2 separate regions of the Homo sapiens genome follow, and region 1 is linked to region 2. A link is an interaction called in ENCODE POLR2A ChIA-PET data of the cell type or tissue named here. Cell type or tissue: K562. All regions are shown on one strand. Each heading gives the region's core, and the rest is flanking DNA. Links, peaks and the distances in the headings are about the cores only. Region 1 has its middle 150 kb from the start of JARID2-DT. Region 2 overlaps JARID2-DT (JARID2 divergent transcript).

The links. Peaks named below come from ENCODE experiments on the same cell type or tissue, not always from the same donor. Only the 100,000 strongest peaks of a DNase experiment are listed, where the experiment ranks them.
Region 1: POLR2A ChIA-PET joins it to region 2 with 6 read pairs; 2 of 35 experiments call an interaction of 5 or more read pairs at or near these places.

What each region holds. Positions count from the first base shown.
Region 1 is chr6:15,087,196-15,093,679 of GRCh38, reverse strand. No RefSeq gene overlaps it. Among named protein-coding and RNA genes, the nearest start is that of JARID2-DT, 150 kb to the left of the region's middle. In K562, for the core only: no CTCF peak of the experiment used is centred there; DNase peaks (open chromatin) are centred at 2,179, 3,459 and 4,309; H3K4me3 peaks cover 2,134 bases.
Region 2 is chr6:15,237,991-15,244,474 of GRCh38, reverse strand. JARID2-DT (JARID2 divergent transcript) reads left to right here. Exons shown (of 1, transcript NR_187237.1): 1 at 1-552. Among named protein-coding and RNA genes, the nearest start is that of JARID2-DT, 4.1 kb to the left of the region's middle. RefSeq lists enhancers at 1-291, 4,647-5,147, 5,148-5,648. In K562, for the core only: no CTCF peak of the experiment used is centred there; no DNase peak of the experiment used is centred there.

The sequences.
Region 1 (6,484 bases), core at 1,949-4,448, 150 kb after region 2:
CCGCCCGCCTCGGCCTCCCAAAGTGCTGGGATTACAGGTGTGAGCCACTACGGCCGGCAAAATTTATTTTATAATTTTTTTTTTTAGAGACAGGGTCTCTGGGTGTGGCTGCACGCCTGTAATCCCATCACTTTGGGAGGCTGAGGCGGGCAGATCACCTGAGGTCAGGAGTTTGAGACCAGCCTGGCCAATATGGTGAAACCCCATCTCTACTAAAAATAGAAAAATTAGCCAGGCATAGTGGTGCATGCCTGTAGTCCCAGCTACTCAGGAGGCTGAGGCAGGAGAATTGCTTGAACTCGGGAGGTAGAGGTTGCAGTCAACCGAGATTGTGCCACTGCACTCCAGCCTGGGTGACAGAGTGAGACTCCATCTCAAAAAAAAAAAAAAAAAGAGAGACAGGGTCTCATTTTATCACCTGGCTGGAGTGCAGTGGTGAGATCATAGCTCACTGGAGCCCTGAATGTCTGTGCTCAGTTCTCCCACCTCAGCCTCACAAATAGCTAGGACCACAGGCATGCACCACCATGCCTGGCTAATTTTTAATTTTTAATTAATTAATTAATTAATTTTATTTATTTATTTTTTTTTAGCAATGGGGTCTCGCCATGTTGCCCAGGCTGGTCTTCAACTTCTGGCCTCAAGCGATTCTCCTGTCTTGGCTTCCTGGCATGCTGGGATCATGGGCATGGGTCACTGTGCCCAGCCCCACAAATTTATTTAATGTAAGTTTTATGAAACACAGTAGCTTTCAGAAATGAAAAGCCAAAGGAACAGGGAAACCTGTGTATTTGTGTGCTTAGGTTTGGTGAAGAGAGGATGGTTGTAGAGAAATGTGATTGGACGACGTGGGTTGACTCTAACGGTGACAAACTGGGGGTGTCTAGCAGATCCTGTTTGTTCAGATTCTTCTCTGTGCTCCTACGTCGATAAGGAAGCTCCTTTCCTCCAGGTGTAGGGAGAGCACCTCTGGAGTGAAGGTCTTATGATCTGCTTCAGCAGGGAGGGCAAGGGGAAAGAGAGAGTGACCTTTCTGCCTCTGATGTGCCAAGGTGCCATATTGTGTGATAGCGTGTCCTGAACCCCATCATTACCAAGGAGAAGTGGGACAATATGTATGCCGGAATCTTATGAGCTTCTTCCTTCTTGAACCATGGCTGGTTTTCAACCTATAGTGATTGAAAACCTTCCTAGTGCTCTCTTTTACTTCACCAAACCTCCAACCTTCAACTCCTCTGACTTCTCCTTCTGTCCGGCTGCGCCGGCACGTGCTCCTCTTCTCCACATAGGCAGCAATTTGTGGTCTTTGTTCACAACAGATTCTCCTTCCCTGGCATCCCTGAAGACCTAAAGGCTGGAATTCCAACCTGCCCAGGGATCATTTCCTCTGGACATTTCCTAGGAATTTTCTTTTGTAAGCCCTGGAAGCATACAATATATTTTAGAAAAATTCCATTTTGTCAGGGCGTGATGGCTCACGCCTGTAATCCTAGCACTTTGGGAGGCCAAGGTGGGCAGATCACCTGAGGTCAGGCGTTTGAGACCAGCCTGACCAACATGGAGAAACCCTGTCTCTACTAAGAATACAAAATTAGCTGGGCGTAGTGGTGCACTCCTGTAATCCTAGCTACTTGGGAGGCTGAGGCAGGAAAATCACTTGAACCCGGGAGGCGGAGGTTGCGGTGAGCCAAGATCGTGCCATTGCACTCCAGCCTGGGCAACAAGAGCGAAATTCCGTCTCAAAAAAAAAAAATCCATTTCAAATGAATTACAAATTTAAAAAGAATACTTCTCTAGGCTGGGCGTGATGGCTCATGCCTGTAATCCCAGCACTTTGGGAGGCCAAGGTGGGCAGATCACCTGAGGTCAGAAGTTCAAGACCAGCTTGACCAACATGGTGAAACTCCATCTCTACTAAAAATACAAAAATTAGCTGGGCATGGTGGTGTGCGCCTGTAATCCCAGCTACTCGGAAGACTGAGGCAGGAGAATCGCTTGAACCTGGGAGGCGGAAGTTGCAGGGAGGCAGAAGTTGCAGTGAGCCAAGATTGTGCCACTGCACTCTAGCTTGGGTGACACAGCAAGATTCAGTCTCAAGTAAAAAAAGAACACTTCTCTATCATAGGCTGGGACATATTAGGCATGTCCCTTAGCTCGTCTATTCCTCCAGTTTTAAGGTGAGACAACAATATGGATCTCACAGGGTTATTGAAGGATTAAATGAGGTGGTCACCGTAGAGCTCTTCTTGTAGTATCAGGCCCCAGAAACTGCTCAAAAAACAGTATTTTATTTATTTATCTAGTTTTGAGATAGGGCCTCCTTCTTTCACCCATGCTGGAGTGCAGTGGCACGACCACAGCTCACTGTAGTCTCTGAGTTCCTGGACTCAAGTGATCCTCCTGCCTCAGCCTTCCAAGTGGCTGGGAGGACAGGTGCACGCCACCATGCCCAATTAATTTTTTCTATTTTTTGTAGAGACAGGGGTCTTACTGTGTTGCCCAGGCTGATCTCAAATTCCTGGGCTCAAGTGATCCTCCCGCCTCAGCCTTCTGAAGTGCTGGGATTACATGTGTGAACCACTGCACCTGGCCAGAGCACAGTATTTGTTATTAGTGAAGTAATATTTAATCATAGCCGGGCTTGGTGGCAGGTGCCTGTAATCACAGCTACTCGGGAGGCTGAGGCAGGATAATTGCTTGAATCCGGGAGATGGAGGTTGCAGTGAGCCGAGATCATGCCGCTGCATTCCAGCCTGGGTAACAAGAGTGAAACTCCATCTCAAAAACAACAACAACAACAAAACAAACAAAAAAACGTAAGCAGAGAAAGTAATTCAGAAGAGGAGACTGGACATTTTCTCTTGCTACAAAATACTTGGATCTAAGTATCTGAAATGATAATTTTTCATTATGTACCTCTCCCTGGAGCCTAGCTGTACGTGTCTTAAATTTGTGCTGAAGAAAGGACGCGGAAGAGTTAAACAGAGATACAATTTTTACCGTGTTTTGGAGGTTTTCCTCTTTGTTTAACATCAAAGCAGTCTGTAGTCCCTTTTGCCAGTTTATACATATTGTTGTACTCAAAGAAGGGCTGAAGGAGCTGAGCGGGCTGCTTGATTAGCTGTGACTCCCTTCCAGCCTGGCTTAAGAGACCAAATGGATTCTACCTCTTTAAGGTTTTAATGATAAGGAGGGGAATAAGAGGCTCCCTCCCTTTTCGAATGTAACTTTGTTGAGGCCCCGATAATAAATCATTTGTTCCCTCTAAATGCACTCTGGCATTCACACAGGCACACACTCTGATGGTTCCCACTTGAAATTGCTCATCAAGTGCAAATAGCTCCCAGCCTGGATGGCTGAGCTGCTCTCCAGCCTCCTCTCTCTGGAGTAAGAAGATTTCAGCTTGTGACCTGCCCTCGGGACTTGTGGGTGTACAAAGCCTGTGACCCAGGAAACAAAGTCAACGGCTCACTTTGTCCCCACCCCACCCTACCCCGTCTCCCTCCTACTAAATGCTGAATCTCACGAGAGAAGAAAACCAGCCACATAAAGGATTTGAAAGCTCAACTTGCTTTCCCACTCTGTTATCCCTGGAGTTGGCTTGGATTCACCCTGAAGCCTTCCCCCTCCCGGGGAAAGTTGCTTCACGTTGCAGCTCAGCAGGTTTGTCCAGCTACATAGGCTCCAGAAAACAAGAAGCAAGACTGGAAAGCTGGGGATGATTGTACGCCCTCGCCTGAATCTTACGTGGTTCCTCCTTCTTCCACCTGGCCAGTGCAGAGCCGTGGGTGCCACGTGGCCACTTCTGGATTGGGTTCCCCTTGGCCTGCCACCCTGTCCTTCTGCTTTCCCACTTTGCCAGCCAGAGTCAATTTGAGGACGCCAAGTTCTCCTCTCCATACAGGTGTGCAGCTGGGATAACCAATGATTAATGCATGTGTCTGGCAGGGCCTTCAGGGTAATTTGATTTGCTTGATATCTAGAGTGATCACCCCTCGTTCCATTCTCCTCCCTTTCTTTTCCTGAGTTTGTGGCAGTGTTTACCTTAGTTGGCGGTTTAAGTTGATGAATGACACTTGTTTCTGGTGTTTGTTTCTGCCCAAGTTTTAATTAAATTTTGCAAGAGGCTTCTGCAATTATGGCTCTAGGTCTCTCTCTCCCTCATCTTACCTCTGAAAAGTTATTGAGCATTCAGAACTTTTCCCAGTTTTCCTTTCTCTCCTCCTCACCGTCAAACTCCCGTGCTGATGGGCCGGCAGGAGGCCGCCATCACTGCAGCCATTACTCCTGGGTTTTATGGCCCGTGATGGCAAAAGCCACATCCTGCCCCTGACAGAATCCATTAGGCTGAGGAGGGAACAGACTCCCAGAAAGCAGAGCTTTTCTGCTGGAGGAGAGCTGTATTATGCCGTAGCTAATGGGACATTTGCAAAATAACCTTTCTAAGTAGATCCTGTAGGCACTCTCAAGGGGCTCTGATTCTATAAGGGAAGAGGTAGAAGCTGTGTTTGCTTGCTTTCCCTTTCTTGCTTTTTTGCTTTCTTGCTTTTTCTCAGTTTCTTGCTTTCTTGCTTTTTCTCTCTTTCTTGCTTTGTTGCTTTTAAGCTTTTGGAGGAGAAAGCAGCCTCTGTATGTTCCAACTGAAAGAATGCCCACACGGCTGAGACAGCAAGAGCAGTGGATTAATGGACTAGGAAATAGATGAACTAAACCAACCCTGGGTTACAATCTGCCTGCAAAGTTGAGATAACATTAGAACAAGTGTATCTGGTTCAATTTATGGTGGGACCACAGTTAGTTCCAAGAAGTAAATGGAACATGCTTCTGAGGTTGCAAAAATTGAATTGGCTAAGTTTCTTCAGGTACATTACCCACCTCCTTTTGTTTTGGTTTGCTTAACGTACTTTTAGAAAACTCATAAGAAAGGTATTCTGTATTAAAAGAGGAGAAAAACGTTTTATTCTTAAGAAAAATTTCGGCTGGGCATGGTGGCTCACGCCTGTAATCCCAGCACTTTGAGAGGCCAAGGTGGGCGATCGCCTGAGGTCAGGAGTTCGAGACCAGCCTGGCCAACGTGGCAAAGCCCTGTCTCTACTAAAAATACAAAAAATTAGCTGGGCATGGTGGTGGGCACCTGTAGTCCTGGCTACTTGGGAGGCTGGGGCAGGGAGAATCGCTTGAACCCAGGAAGTGGAGGTTGCATTGAGCTAAGATCGTGCCATTGTACTCCAGCCTGGGGACAAGAGCGAGACTCCATCTCAAAAAAAAAAAAAAAAAAAAAAAAAGAAAGAAAAATTTCAACACTGGGTGCCGTGGCTCATGCCTGTAATCCCAGCAATTTGGGAGGCCAAGGCAGGCAGATCACCTGAGGCCAGGAATTTGAGACTGGCCTGGCCAACATGGTGAAACCCTGTCTCTACTAAAAATACAAAAATTAGTCCAGTGTGGTGGTGTGCGCCTGTAGTCCCAACTACCTGGGAGGCTGAGACATGAGAATCTCTTGAACCCCGGAGGCAGGGGTTGCAGTGAGCCAAGATCGTACCACTGGACTTCAGAGTGAGACTCTCTCTCAAAAAAAAAAAAGAAAAGAAAAAAAAGAAAAAGAAAAGTTTCGGTTCCTAGTGGGTAAAGGAAAGACCTAGAAATATTTTTATGGTTTCAACATAGATTTACTAAGACATTGCTGGATGTTGTCAGGATACAAGCGACTTAAGATGTAGTCCTTGCCTGCCCTAATATAGCTTCAAAACTCTGCCAGGGACAAGACTAACACATTTAAAATAGCTGAATAGAGGCAACCTGGTGTTAAAGAAAGAGAATAAAGTAGAAATGGGTTTGTGGCTTCTATTCCTTCCCCTGCCATTAATGAGTGCTGGGACCTTGGGCCAGTAATCGCTCAGGCCTGGTTTCCTCGCCTCAAATTAAGGGTGTTGAACAAAATAATCTCTTAAAGTTCCTTAGAGCTTTAATCTTCAGAATCTAATTAACAACATAGGTAGATCTGTTGTATAACCAAGCAATAAAGGGACTGGTACAGAGGATGAATGCTGTGAGACAGGATTCAGAAAGGACATGCATCCCTATGAATGGGAATGGCTTCACGGAGGAGCATGGAGGAACACGGAGGAGCCAGGGCTCAGGTTGGACTTTGAAAGGTGAGCAAGAGATCCAGTAAAGAGTAATTGCGAGGTGTCTTTGGAGAACAGGAAATTGGCTAAACCGTTGGAGCAGTTTGTAGAGGGGCTAGAGAGAGGGAAGGTAGGAAGTTAGACTGAGGCCTAATTGGAGGGGGTCTTGAATTCTATCCTAAGGAGTTAGAACTTGAGCTTGTTTATTGTCTCTAGGAATTGGCTAATCCTGGGAGGAGTAGTCCCTTCAGAGTCAGCAAGGCCCCAGATCTCAAAGCATCAAGATACAAAAAGTAAAACACACGGTTAGTACAGTAATATCTCTGGTCCCACATTGCCAGAACCTTGCTACTCCC
Region 2 (6,484 bases), core at 2,322-4,821:
GCTGGTTTAATCGCTGAAACAAATGAAGTAGCAGGCCCTGGCATAGCGCTTTGGGCCTTCGCCTTATTAACAACTTTGTCAAGTCTCGCATCGCGATTCTGCCTTGTTAATTTCCTTGTTTTTCGCTGTGGTTTTGGAGAAGCAATGTTTTCCATGATCTCTCAGGCTAGCCTCGGAATAAAACGTGGCAGAAGCGCTCCCGCGAACACATACCCATATATTTTATTCTACCTATTCCCTAGAGTCTGCTAACTTCAAAAGTCTAGATACTCACACAGCTGTTTACTTGCAGCAGTATTTGAAGAGATAACCTTGGTGTCTAGAAAGGTCTCAGAAACTGGAGGTAAGAGACCTGGATTCAAATCGCGCCTTGGCCACTTCCCAAAAGGCAACCGAGAGCCTCTCTGAGCTTGTCAGTTTCCGCATCTGCAAATTAGTGGTGATCAAACCTGTGGGGATGATTATGTGATAAATAACAGTAACCTAGTTTAAAACTAGGCACGTTATTGGAAGCTTTCAGTAAACGAAATAAAAAGCCTTTTCGAGAGGGTATTTTCCTTATTATTTTTACCTTTTCAAAAAATCTGAAATGAAATAATTTTATCTAATGTTCACTTCACAATTGGAAAAATAAATGATCTTTTGTGCCCTGAATACTGCAAAACTTGTACGCTGGTGCCATTTCCTGGGAAGGATCCAATGGGGCAGACTACAGTAGGGCCACCCAAGGTGTTTTCTAAAAACTTTCTGATCATTAGGACTGGCATACTGGGAATCTCCACGTCTCCACGTTGTTAAGATTTTAACCAGCTTTCTGTAAGTTTAACGCAGATACCTCATTCCCTAGGCAAATATTAATGAACAAAGGTGAGTTTCTTTTCTGTTCCCCTAACTAGCCCTGGGGCCTGGACTTCTCAGTCCTGGGCTTGCGAACTCCCCTGCCAGGCTACCAGCTCCAGGTCACCTGGTGTGAAAAACTATTGTGTAAAGTTGAGGCCTCAGGGCAGAGGGGAAAGGAAGGAATTTGCTCATTTCCAAAAGATTTGAATAATATTAGTGTTGTTTTCCCTGAAAGAGAAAAAAGGTTGGCCTTCTTAGTGGTTGAAAGATTTTCCTGTTGTGAAAGTAACCTACTCCTAATGAACTTCCTTCCCCTACCATCTTGGCAAGACCATCCAAGGCTTTTCTTGCTCCTTCCTCCTCTTTTTCATTTTCTGTAAGTCAAATGCAGCTTTTCTTATGATGATTTTCACATCTCAAAGCCTTGACCTCTTCAATTGGAGGGGCAGGGATGAGAACATGTCTAGGTACATTGATTGTATTAGACTCTATGCCAGCACTGTCCTCATCCCTGAGGACACAGGAAGCTCACAGCTCAGTAAAAAAAAAAAAAAAAAAAAGGCAGAGTTTACAATGGATTGTGATACCTCCAAAAAGTACTATATCAGCAATGTAGAAAAGAAGCTAAAAAGAACACATTGCTGAGATGACTAGGTGTTAAGGAGTTTTGAAGTAGGTGTAGGGGTTCACATACATACTTAAAGAAGTGCATATTTCACCCCTTTGCATTGCATCCTATTTGTTTACATTCTCCACTTTTAATGTTTCTAGTTCTTCTCTCCAAGTAAAAAGGAAATTCCCTAAAGAGATGATGTTGTCTACTTCTCATACCCTCCAAAGCTCCAAAAACTTCATCAAATTTGAAAGATGTCCAGTAAATGCTTACTGTTGAATATTTCACCAAAACTATAATGCCCAACTATTTAGACTATTGCCCAACATTTAGTCTCCTACCATCATCTTCCATTCCATTCTGGAACTCTGCTAGTTTTCCTCTTGCATTATCTAAATCCAATGTAGTGTTATACGTTCTTCAAGGCCCCAAATTCAGGCCCATTTCCAATCCAGCCTCGCTGCTTGGCCTACTCATTCCTGGATTCTCATTGCCCTTCCTATTTTGGCAATAATTTTTGAGCTTTAAAATTTTATTCTGAGGCCGAATGTGGTGACTCACATCTGTAATCCCAGCACTTTGGAAGGCCGAGGCAAAAGGATCACTTGAGCTCTGGAGTTTGAGACCAGCCTGGGTAACATGGTGAAACCCTATCTCTACCAAAAAAAAAAAAAAAATTAGCTGGACGTGGTGGCCCAGGCATGGTAGTGTGCACCTGTAGTCCCAGTTACTTGGGAGGCTTAGGTGGGAGGATGGCTTGAGCGGGAGGCTGAGGTTGCAGTGAGCTGACATTGCACCATTACACTCCAACCTGGGTGACAGAGAAAGACCCTGTCAAAAACAAACAAAAAAAAATTGTTCTCTGTTGTATTTTTTTCTGATTATGTCATGTAAGTATCTTGTATCTCTTAATTGAAAATTGGATGGGGCCATGATTTGTCTCATATTGAGGCAGCCATTGGCAATGAGGGAATCAGATGTTTCTAATATTAAGTCTCTGAGTGACCATATGCCATTCACCTGCCTCATATAGGCCTTGGGTCTGTCATTTATAAAATGAGCAGGTTAGGCTGGGTGTGGTGGTTCACACCTCTAATCCTAGCACTTTGGAAAGCCAAAGCGGAAGGATTGCTTGAGCCCAAGAGCTCAAGACCAGCCTGGGTAACATAGCCAGACACCATCTCTACAAACATAAAATTAAAAATTAGAGGGTTAAATTCAGTTATTTCCCAAAGACATTTCTACACCCAACATTCTCTAGTCCTACCTTTACCTTTGTATTATGCTGCTTTTCCCCCTCAGTGCTGGCCCCTAAGTAAACTCAAATCCACAATCATTCAGTAAAAGTTGCTAGGTTAAGTTTCTTTACACTTGTATGTTATTAATTTCCAAAAAGACCTCATATTTATCCGAGCTATCTAATGATAGCTTTCATTTGTATAACTTTAATAGTGTTTAAAGCACACTGTCATAATAATTTCATTTAAACCATAAAACAACTTAGATCAAGACAGGTATTACTGTCCTCACTCTTCAAATGTGAAAATGAAATATTAAGAGGTTGTGATTTGCTCAAAGTCATACAACCAGTTGAGTGGATGAGCCAAGGGTCAAACTCAGGACTCTCGGCTCCACATACCCAGTGCAGGCCACCTCCCTGGTTTTCCAAAATGGGATTCAAGACATATGATTCCATGAAATGTTACTAGGTGGGACTGAAAAGAAAATAATTCTTCGATGAAATAAATTTGCAGACTGCTACCTTATAATAAAGATAACTCGATTACTTTACTGTAGGGTTTTTAGAAATCCCCAAAGGGGCATGTAGTTTTACAAACTAATTTGATCACAGAAATCTTTTTTTAAGAAAGAGCTGGACCTGGCCAGGCACGGTGGTTCACGCCTGTAATCCCAGCAATTTGGGAGGCCGAGGTGGGTGGATCACCTAAGGTTGGGAGTTCCAGACCAGCTTGACCAACATGGAGAAACCCTGTCTCTACTAAAAATACAAAATTAGCTGGGCGTGGTGGCACATGCCTGTAATCCCAGCTACTCTGGAGGCTGAGGCACGAGAATCGCTTGAATCCGGGAGGTGGAGGTTGCGGTGAGCCGAGATCCTGCCATTGCACTCCAGCCTGGGCAACAAGAGCAAAACTCTGTCTCAAAAAAGAAAGAAAGAAAGAGCTGGGCCGGGTGTGGTGGCTCACACCTGTAATCCCAGCACTTTGGGAGGCAGAGGCGGGCAGATCATGCAGTCAGGAGTTCGAGACCAGCCTGGCCAAGACGGTGAGACCCCGTCTCTACTAAAAATACAAAAAATTAGCTGGGTATAGTGGTGCACGCCTGTAATCCCAGCTACTCAGGAGGCTCAGGCAGGAGAATCGCTTGAACCTGGGAGGTGGAGGTTGCAGTGAGCCGAGATCATGCACTCCATCCAACCTGGGCAACAGAGCGAGACTCTGTCTCGAAAAATAAAAAAATTTAAAAAAACAGACCTTTTAAGTCCAGCCCCCAGCCCTCATTGCTTTTCCTAAATTGCCTCAGAACACCAAGGAAAAAAAAAGAAGAAGAAAGAGCTGGTTACCACGGAACAGTTTTACAGACATGCTTCACCCAATATGATGAATTTATGCTTCATAAATGATTGCTGACTGACAATAATTCCTACCTAAGTGACTGAATACCTTATGTGAAGTTTCTAATTTTATATAGGTCTATCTTCATATGTGAGGGAGTAAGGAGAGGGATGTAAAAATAATATTTGAGTGACATCAGGTTTATAAATAACTATGAACCAGTGTACTCAGAAGGTGGGGGCTTCCATTGAAAGAACATAGAACAGCTATTTCGAGCCAACTGAGATTTGCAAGAGTATTTTAAAACACACTAGGAGGTAAACTCAGATGTAAACAGCCCTCTTAAGAGTGAGTGATGTCAAGGAGACATTAGTTCTTTTTGTTATTCAGTGCTTCCTGTCCCCAAATTACAGTCTTATTTGTCAAGCCTCAATAAAATGCCACAGCACAAACCAAATACAATAAAATGATGCTTTCAACCCTACTGGTCGTCTGTGGACCTTGTTTATACAAGTCACTGAAAGTCGCTGGTACTTTGGATTGTGTAAAAATTTTGGACTATCATTACTATTCTGCTTAGATTGTCTTGTGTTATTGAAAGAGAGCTGGCCCTGATTCAGAAACTCTGGTAAAGCAGCCAAGACGGGAAACCTGCAGTTCCTAAGAATAGACGTTACTGTTTATAATAATACTGCACTCTGTGTTTGGTGGGAAAAATCAACTTTATCAGTGATCAACTAATCCACAGGGGATCAGTATGAGGAAACTGAGGTATAGGGATTACAGGGATCCTGTGAGTAGGCAGGGAAAGGGGGAGGAGCTGTATGAATCAGGATGCCTTCAGTTGCAGGTGAATGGAGCCCAGATGAAAATGGCTTATGGAAAAAAAGGAAGAGGGGCTTGGCTCACCTATCTGGAAACCCAGAGTCCGAGTTTCAGGGCTACAAAGGATGTCATCGTCCTTCCTTCATTCCTTCATTCTCTTTTTCTCTCCATTCATCTCAGCATTTCCTTCTTCTGTCATCCTCTCCAACCAGCAGAGATGATAGCGCCAAAGAAAACTCCTTTGCGGCCAGGCACAGTGGCTCATGCCTGTAATCCCAACACTTTGGGAGGCCGAGGCGGGCGGATCACTTGAGCCCAGGAGTTCGACACCAGCCTGGTCAACAGGGCAAAACCCCTCTCTACTAAAAATACAAAAATTAGCCTGGCATGGTGGCACGTGCCTGTAATCCCAGTTACTGAGGAGGCTGAGGTGGGAGGATCGCTTAGCCCAGGAGACAGAGGTTGCATGGAGCCGAGATCCCGCCACTGCACTCCAGCCTGGGCAACAGAACGAGACTGTTTCAAAAAACAAAAAAGAAAACTCCTTTCCCACCATGGACATGGCGGGTAGAGCAGATTTTGTTATCCAAAGGGGAGGGAGACAAACACTCCAGGGAGCAAAAAAGAAAAAAAAAAAAAAAAAATATATATATATATATATATATAGTCTACCACAGAAGCTACTAGTTCTTCCCTCTGTCAGGGCCACAGAAGTGAGCAGGAAAGGAGAAAATAACCTTTTCACCATCAGAATCCTAGAGATTCATTGGATGATAGACCAGTCCAGCTCAGTCTAGAGCTACTCTCTCATTTACCCCACCTTGCACACTTCAAGGTTTTCACAGACATGATCCCTGCCTAAATACTGGTTGATCTACGTATCAAACACTTTTGCCCATAGTTTCTTATCTATGAATCTATAGAATTTTCTAAACAAAAACAGAGCTTATCTCTTGCCAAATTGGGACATCTACAATTTATATTCTGTTTTCTGAAATCTCAGTGTTTCCAAAACCCAAGATTCACTCACACCTTACAGAAACCCAGTGCCATCTCCCTTTCCGATCCTACACACAGACACATAGAGTGAAACAGAAAAGATTCAAACATTGGCAGTTACATTGTGACTGAAACTTAGTGGATTATTAATTTCCTGCTTTTGGTCTTTCTCTCAATTGTCAAACATTCATTTTAAAAAAAAAATATTTTGGCCAGGCACGATGGCTCATGCCTGTAATCCCAATACTTTGGGAGGCCGAGGCGGGTGGATCACGAGGTTAGGAGATTGAGACCATCCTGGCCAACGTGGTGAAACCCCGTCTCTACTAAAAATACAAAAAGTAGCTGGATGTGGCGGCATGTGCCTGTAATCCCAGCTACTCAGGAGGCTGAGGCAGGAGAATCTCTTGAACCCAGGAGACTGAGGTTGCAGTGAGCTGAGATCACACCACTGCACTCCAGCCTGGGCAACAGAGTGAGACTCCGTCTCAAAAAAAAAAAGTGTTTTGGCCAGCCTCGGTGGCTTATGCTTATAATCCTAGCACTTTGGGAGGCCGAAGCAGGCAGATCATCTGAGGTCAGGAGTTCGAGACCAACCTGACCAACATGGAGAAACCCCGTCTCTACTTAA